Regions from separate parts of the Homo sapiens genome. Here region 2 is linked to region 1. Evidence: read pairs that join two places in POLR2A ChIA-PET (ENCODE). Cell type or tissue: A673. All regions are shown on one strand. Each heading gives the region's core, and the rest is flanking DNA. Links, peaks and the distances in the headings are about the cores only. Region 1 overlaps GAP43 (growth associated protein 43). Region 2 overlaps LSAMP (limbic system associated membrane protein).

What was found. Peaks named below come from ENCODE experiments on the same cell type or tissue, not always from the same donor. Only the 100,000 strongest peaks of a DNase experiment are listed, where the experiment ranks them.
Region 2: POLR2A ChIA-PET joins it to region 1 with 9 read pairs; 2 of 35 experiments call an interaction of 5 or more read pairs at or near these places.

Annotation. Positions count from the first base shown.
Region 1 is chr3:115,711,552-115,715,957 of GRCh38, reverse strand. The region is part of intron 2 of GAP43 (growth associated protein 43); the gene reads right to left. Among named protein-coding and RNA genes, the nearest start is that of GAP43, 90 kb to the right of the region's middle. RefSeq lists enhancers at 1,932-2,432, 2,433-2,933. In A673, for the core only: no CTCF peak of the experiment used is centred there; DNase peaks (open chromatin) are centred at 2,517 and 3,497; H3K4me3 peaks cover 466 bases; H3K27ac peaks cover 945 bases.
Region 2 is chr3:115,829,931-115,834,336 of GRCh38, reverse strand. The region is part of intron 6 of LSAMP (limbic system associated membrane protein); the gene reads left to right. The region is part of intron 1 of LOC124906269 (a long non-coding RNA gene); the gene reads right to left. Among named protein-coding and RNA genes, the nearest start is that of SNORD155, 73 kb to the left of the region's middle. In A673, for the core only: a CTCF peak has its summit at 1,877; DNase peaks (open chromatin) are centred at 616, 1,836 and 2,286; H3K4me3 peaks cover 584 bases; H3K27ac peaks cover 4,000 bases.

The DNA of each region.
Region 1 (4,406 bases), core at 167-4,166:
GGGAGACTGAATGGTTTACGTAAGGCCACACTGTAAATTCCAACGTAGGACAGAGTTATCTCAGCAGATTTTACTTTAGTTGCTTTCCCTGGTTTTACCTTTGCCCAAAAAGAATGGGTAAGTTCAGAGTGATAACTAAAGCAGGGAGTCCGGTCCACAGCTATGTAGGTCTGAAGATTACAACGTTTAAAAATTGTACCATTAAAAGCAGCTAAAAATGAAGGGAAGAATCCTGATAAGTCTTCTGTAGTATAAAATCTGGTCTTGGCACTTTCCAGCACTAATTATGTGATTTGTAAATGCTAGAGATGAGTTAATATGTAATCTTTAGTATTTTGTGCAAAATCTTTGATCATCATGGTGAGTGTCAAAGACAAATGAATGGCTGGGGCCAGCTGGTCACTCCAATTACCATGTTCCATTTAGAGTAAATAGTCACATTCCTCATCTAGCGGATCAACCTCCCTCTGAGACAGTTATTACTTAGGAAGGGGCTATAGAGTCTAGAAGATTGAAGTGTGATTTTCAACACCAGGTGACATAGAACAAGTGAGTAGAAGCAATGACCTGGAGCTGGCAAATGAGGAAAGCCTGGAAGTGCTAGTGTGACGGCTGAAATCCAGCAAGGCGAAGCGTAGAATATGCTTGTTCTTTTTCAGTTTGCCTCTGAATAGTACTTTTACTTGTATTAAACATTAAAACTTAATATTAGTACTGTTATTTTGTTTAAGACATTACAGGAAAAACAAAAATGAGTCACAGTATTATGCATTAAATGTCTGTGTTCCTTCAAAATTCATATGTTGAAATTCTAACCCCCTAAGGTGACGGCATTAGGAGTAGGAATCTTTGGGAGGTGGTTAAATCATGAGGGTAGCGGACTCATGACTGGGATTAGTGTCTTTATGAAAGACACAACAGAGAACTAGCTAGTCTCTTCTACCATGTGAGGACACAGCAAGGTACAGAGAAAGCTGGCCCTTACCAGGATTTGTCTGTTGTTTATAAGCCACCTAGTTTATGGTATTTTATTATAGCAGCCAAAGACACTCGGGCTGTATGTGTGTGTGTGTGTGTGTGTGTGCACGCGCACACGTGTATCTATGTAGTGACCATTGAATGAATTTCCTAAGACTATTACTATTATCTACCTAGTGATGGCTTCTCCCCAAATCCATCTTTACCAGGGCAAAATCAATCCCCCAAATCCAGTTCTATTATAAAACCGAATGTGTCTAAAAAAAAAAAACAATAAACAAAAATCGATGATGTGTTTTAGTTTTAAATTTAGTTTTAGTAGTTTAGGCTTTTTTTCCTTTTAGGGGAAAAAAGTTTTTTCAAGACACAAATTTTTCAAATGGAACATAGTCATATTTTCAGGAGTAAATAACCTTATTTATATGAGAGGCTTAAGCTAGAGGCTCAAAAACTTGATTAAATTATTTAATGAAGTTGATTAAATACTCTTGCTGTGCCACGATTTAGTCTCAAAAATTATATTCAGTCATTTGGACAGATAATGTTAGAATCTGATAGAAAGCTGTAACCTGCCCATGCCATGGCATTTTAGCCTTGACAAAAACATTGCTCTTCCAAGCCCAAAGACAGCTTAGAGATTACCACCACGTTCACTGGCAGCCTCCATGAATTTTGTCATTTCTGTGTTAACTTAAAAAGAGAAAGTTAACATCATAGAAAGTAAATTCATATATTCTTGATGCATGATAGCTCAAGGATCCTTCAAAAGGGAAGAAAGAAAATGTTTTCATTCATTCATTTATTCATCCAGTGAAAGAAATTATGTCTTACTATGTCCATACACTGTTCCACGAACTGCAAGTATAGCAGTGGTGACACAGCCATGAAAACACAAAGCAAAAACCTCTAAGTTATTGGAATTTATATGCTAGCAAATTACTGTAATAATGTGTTGTTTATTGGAGAAAGAATGGTAAAGGAAAGAACAGCTAGATAAGAAGCACTCAGCCCTAAGGAGCGTAATTCGTCCTGGGTCACTTCTCTTGGATTTGCAAAGCTGACTAATTTGAATGAATCTCAGAAGTTTTGAAAAAGGAAAAACCATAGTAGTTTCCATATTCTTGATCCACAACCACAATTCCTAAGAAAGATCAAAACCACACTAAGACAGCAATAAAGATCTAAGTTATCTCTGCATGTATTTACAACAATGTAATGGTAGCCTTAAAGGATTCAGGGGATTAAGTGGACAATTTCACAGTGGTCCTTGAAAGATGTATGCCAAACTTGCTCTCTGATTCTTGCTAAAATAGAGTTTGGAAGCAGTTCTTGCCTTTATGCATTCCATTCATTTCCTTGAAAGGATGAGAATAGCATGTCGATGCATTCTGTTGGTGAGCAAATACCAGGAGCATATGCAGCAGCGGCTGCTTGTGCGCTCAGCCAGGCAGCCTGGTTGCAATGCTGCTGGAGGGATGGCGATGTTCCCAGCTGCCATTGCCTACACTGAGCTCTAATGGCCCTGTTTTCTGGCTCCAGTCCAGGCCCTTCCACAGCCCTACATTACTGAAATTAGGTTGAGTGGATTTCCGAGTAAAACATTACCTCTTGGGACCTGCCCAGCTCTCCCCAGCCTTGTCAACATTGATTAAATAGAAGCTGCTATCATCCTGGGGCCATGCCCACAATTACTCTACCAATCACCAATGAGCTGGGTGTTTGCTTCCTCTCTTTTTATTTTCATCTTTCTTGAATATTAAGCATCATCACCTCAAAAGCTCAAAGGAAAGTAATAATAATAATAATAAAAATCTTTGGCAGCTAACTCACATATGGCCCTTTTGTTGCTCACACAGTCTTTTTCTTTAGCTATATACCAGATGTCCATCTGGAGCCTGGATCATGGCTTTCAGTGGTCACTGTGATCCACATTTTGCTCGTTTCATTACCATGTTTCACATTTTAAGTTCCTTTCAAAACACTGAGCCAGTATATTTCATTTTGATGTGAGGAGAATTATGCAAGTAACATCTCTGCCCCCATTTCTTCCTTACTTTCCAAGCACTTAAAAGAGAGAATAACCTTTTTGCTAATAACACTATACACTAAAGGATTTCAAAGAGTAACCAAGAAGAAAAATCAGAGGCAGCATGATGGGGTCTCAGTGATATCTGCAATATGCCATCTACATGTCTACTTTTTCCCTCAAGTTTAGGCCTAAGACCAGGCTGATTCCTATTCTAGCCTAGACTTTGCCACTAACTAATCATACGACTTCAGAGAAGATGCTTTTCCTTTCTTTGTCTCAGTTTCCTAATATACACATAATATGAATAATAATGCGTGCCCTACCTTATCGTGGGTTGTTTGGAGTTTGAAGGGAGGTATTTGAAAGTGCTTTATAAAATCTAAAGTGCAGAATGTAGTTTGTCGAGATTTTAATCCAATTTATGGGGTTTGAGATTTGCTGAATTTTAATCCAACCTTCAGGAAATGAAGGATTTGAGAAATTCACTCAACCTAATTCTAGCTGCCAAGTTTTAATAGTCTCAAGAGGAAAAAAAGCAATTCTTCCACTACCCACCAAAAAACTTCTTTCCCAGACAGATGATTAAGAGACCTTCTCCCCTAGAATGTTTCTGTAAAGTCTGACTCTGATGAGGAAACAAAGATATGAATGACTAATTAATTAGAGAGCACTACTCAGAAAATAAAGATATGAGTGACTATTAATTAAAGACAGCTACTCTTATAAAACTAGGACAGAATATAATATTTCTAGTCTATAGAACAAAAGACAGTGTTTTTTTCTGAATGGAGAAAAAACCCAGAGATATTTTTTTAAAAAATTAAAACTAAAGCCAAAGAAGGTACAAGTTGACTAGCCTTGAAAACTTCTTAAAACATTATTTATAAAAAATGTCTATCAAATCATCAAAAATTAGTGTTCTCTCTTCTTCCCCAACTAGAAATATGCAGAAACATCAATAATTATAATTTACATGGCTTGCCTACTTGCCCTCAATAATTTTTGGAATAAGATGAAGTAAATATATTAAGTTAAATGATGTTAACTTTATTTCTTACCATTATTACAATGAATAAGTCAACTTCTAAAGGTTAAAAATTAAAACAAGAAATTAAGGGTATTCTCACTTTAGTATAACAAACAGTCAAATAAAATCACTCCCTCATCCCTGCTCCCAGCTAAATTACATGCTGAGCTGGCAGTGGAATCTGTGGGTCTATTGAGGCATTGCTTCAGTTTGTTTGGGGGTTGGAGGGAAGAGGTAGAATGCAGAGTCAGCCTAAAGATAAACACTGATGGTTCCAATGGCACTGAGAAATTATGAGAAATGCCATGACAAGAATAGAAAAATAATGCGATAGTGAGTGTTGTTAACTAATAGTGATGATTAGAGACATTT
Region 2 (4,406 bases), core at 281-4,280, 120 kb before region 1:
GCTGTGAAGGCAATACTAAACTCAGCAAGCAATTTTTTTCTACAGTCAATATTTATTACAAGGAACTAGGAACTCACATATTTGGGACACAGCCAGTTAAATTCTCTAGCCACAAAAATACCAATTCTCTGACTGACTACCCTCACAGTTGGAAGTTTATACAGTCTGAATCTGAAGTCATTGGTATTACTTATAAAAATTAATGTATATATTGCTAAAGGTTAATCAACTCAACCGGATTATAACAAAGATGTTATTTTTTCTTAAAATCTTGGCCAATTCATGGTTTTTTTTTCTTTCCTTTTAAATGTACCTGTCTTAGAAAACATAAATGAAAAAACAAGATAATCATTCAGAATTCCTTTTCATAAACTTTCTATGCACTCAAATTAAATTTTGCCTCCTACATCGTATTTAGACGCAAGGTGCAGCCACAACTTTCTAGCTTAAGGCTATTTAAAGGGAAATTGGCAAATAAAATTAAAACAATATAAAAAATCTGAAATGAAACCAACCTACCATTGAAATTAAATTCCAGAAAAGTGATTTGCAAATAGACTCAAAGACCTGAGAAAAAAACGGAAACTAGGCCATGCGGGACCTGGCGTGGAAAAAATAAATCCAATTAAGCAAGATTATCATACACACCATAAAGGCAATGTGCTCAGAATTAAAGGTAGAAAGCTGCTGTTTTATAAGTTTGAAGATGAATCATGTTTCATTAACATTTGTCCAAACTATAAACTCTTGCAAACTTGTGTGTAGATATTCAGTGTCAATAATGCAATGTTTTGCATGTATATGCATTCACATATGCAAATATATTTTAATTATTTTCGAACTAAGGATTGCAAGGTTTCAAGGATCAACTAGACAGTTTAATAAGAGTTATTATCAAATTTTAAAAAGAGGACAAACTATTTTTAGTATGAAAGCTTAGAATAACTCTGTTGAATAGCAAAAAAAAAAAAAAAAAACTTCCCTAAAACAATGAAATCTGTTTCTAATCCCAGCCACTAAAAATAAGACTGTTAAAATGTGCCTGTTTTTTAGACTTGACATGATACTTACTGTTCATGGAAAATATCCCATTTTGAATTCCTGACATACCACAATTATTTTAACACATTTATGTTCTAGTGTTGCTGCAGAGATTGACATCACTTTATCATGTTGCCCTCTTGCAAATATATTGATATGAAAAACACACACATACGCATTTGTACCATTGGATAGCATTTTCAAAGAGGTCGTGCCCCATCTGAGATGAGCTTTGTACATTATCACTGTGACTCTAGGTATCATTTGTGAGAGCAGTTCTGCAGCCACCAACTCAAGTATTTATCTAATCGTGCATTATGATATAGGTAACTTTCAACAAAGTGAAGCCAGACACCATTCACAAAAGACAGCTGTCGGATACTGAAAAACAGTCTGGACTAGGGATGGAACACGAGGGATTTTCTTGAACTTCATATTTCCCACAAACTGAACTGTTGATTGGAGAATGACCCTAGTTTGATTTTACATTGTAGGTAGACTGTAGTTAGCTTTCTTAGATCCAATAGTTTTTAGAGAATATAGTTTATCTTATACTAATACTTTGGTCTTCGGCTAGTGGAAATTGAAAAGCTGTTCATTAAGACGGATGGCTGGCGTGAGAGTTTGCTATACAAAGATAGTCCCCTCTTAAGTTTTCTGTTCTTTACAAGGACTTTAACTTCTTAGGGATTGAATCACTTTTCTTCTCCTCTTTCCAATCGAGGTTAACCCAAGCGAAATGCAGCTTCCCATTGAAAGAAATACTAACAATAGGATGCTTAAGCATTTTTATGGTGCCAGTTAAGTACCCAAATATCTATGAGAAGCATGCCTCACTGTGGTCATAGCTATAATGCAAGGTATCTTCATTTAATTGAATATCATATATTGTCACCATCTTTATGAACTCTTAAATTTCATTCCTAAAATATCAATTGTCTCTTAGAGATTGGTTGACGTAAAATGGCCTAAAAATTTTAAGGCAATTAATTTTGTTAAGGTGTTTTGAAAGTGGGTGTTTCAAAAGTTACAAAGATTTTTTCTGCCTTCCCATTATAAAAAGGAAAACTTTCTTTCCTAATTTCCAACCTCACAAAGATGTATGTTTCATTTCAGCTGCTTTATTATTAATATCTCTCATTGGAGGATCTTCCCTCCTATCCCCACTCTACATGGCTCATCAAGATGACTGGGGATGCACAGCAGAGTCGCAGCAGGAATGTAGTCCTAACCCCTTCAAGCTGTGATTAAACAAAAACAAGCCTCAATAAATCAAATGCATTTCCCTTGGGTTTCCTTCATCATATTGCTTGATTTTCTGCAGTGATAATAATAATACTGGAATTCCACCAATGGGTAATTTATATTGGCTGTGTCCAATCAGAAATTTTCAAATATCCTTCCCCCATCTGCCAAAAACAAAACAAAATATAAAACCAGCTTGCTTTCCTCCTCCTTAGTTTAAAAGATACAAATAAAATAGTGTTCTATCCTTGATCTGTTTCTGATAGGTGTTTTCTTCCATTAATTTTAATTTAGGTTTATTTATTCTGAAGTGAGTCCTGAATTGCATAAATTTGCATAAATACCTCCTACTATATTGCTGCAGAAAATCCACTGAATTGCAAAATGAGGAAAGAGTCAGCTCTCAATGTCTGGGGGAACTTTTCTCACTTTGTGAGGTTGACATTGTTTCCTGAGGTTTCTGGGTACTGAGCAATGATAACATTTCTCCCCATCAGTTTACTTGTGCCTAGCTCTTCTTCATAATGGAAGTGCACCCAGAGACATTCTCACATTGAGGACCGTAGGTTCAGAATGAAGTGTTGAAACCAGCCTCAGAAAATTAAAAAGACGTGAAACAAGGGGCAAAGACAAGGGCAAACAACCGTTTTGTTTATGTAACTCTCAAGCGAAAAATTCCCTTGAGCGTGGGGCTCTCTGGACTCAATCAGCCTATCCCTTTCTGATCACTGCCACTTTGAAACAAAACAAAACAAATCCTGGAATGTGTCTCACTTGTTTGCCTCCCATCTGATTATTTATCCCAAGTGAACAGCCTTTCCATTCACTAACCCCGTGTGGCAAGTGGGTTTGGGAAATGTTGAGATTATCTTTCAGGTTCAGGCATGGCACCAGGTTTGTTCACAGCTGCTTGCCATTCCATCCCTGTTTTTCCATTGATAAAATGCATTGCACATGGCTGGGTTTGCATGATTAATACAGCTGTCCAAAGCTTTTTCAGAAAACAAAACAAACCCCCACTCCCAAAATTAAAGTTTAGAAAGAAATTAAAATCCAAACCACAAACAAGCGAGGCTTGCAGAAATCTGAAGTCGTCCTGGCATGTTTTCTCCCTAAGGGGGACTCATGTTCCTACAGGCAGGCCTGGCATCAGAACAGCCATATCCTATCTACAGTTAGAGGAGAGGGCGTACCTGCCCTCACCTGGCATTCCCAGTAATACATTCTTGAAATCAAATTCCAAAAGGATGAGAGGTAAAATGGGAGAAAAATTTTGAACATATCCCATGCTGTGAAGATCACTGAATAATTTCCAGTTTCATTTATTTTCTGTAGAATACCATCCTTAGTATTAAAAAGAAAAAGCTTATTTTCAGCTCCTTAATACAACAGTATTTTGCTTTGTTTAATAATGGTAATAATATTAATAATAACAACAGCTAACATACATAACGGCCTTCTCATGTACCATTAGAGTTTAAAGGGCTTTTGCCTGTATTAACTCAACTCCCAAAACCCTAAGAAAGAAACGTGCACCTTTCTCCCACACTTTTTAATGATCAAAGGACACCTACATTTCAACCTACCCCTTATTGCACCCAGGCACATATACAAATCTATAGTATATTAATAATCACCCTTGTGTATACATTCATGTTCATTAGATATGCATCTTTTCAATGGATTTTAAATGTTCATCTAATTTGTTTTATGTATTGCAATGCTTATAACACTCAGTTACTTTAACGTCTGTACATTTTTACAAAATCTATTTTCAAATATGCTTAGCACAGTGAGATGTATGCCCAACTCACACAGATTTATATGAAAGCATTCATTTTTTAAAAACTTGAGCAGAGCTATCTGGCATCGGTACATCTAATTTCACACACTTATTCAGGCTGATTTACATATACACCTCTATTAATCATGGATAATTACTTGCATTGTTCCTGTAATTCAGTTTTTCCAACTGTGAAATGGGAAAGAAATTATATTTTTCATGCCTACAAGCTCAAAGTGGTATTTTAAATAATATACAAAAGAGAGCTTCAAGTTCCTAGAAGGCATATTGAATTTAAAATAATCATATTCAGATACACATGTGTCTTATAATTTTT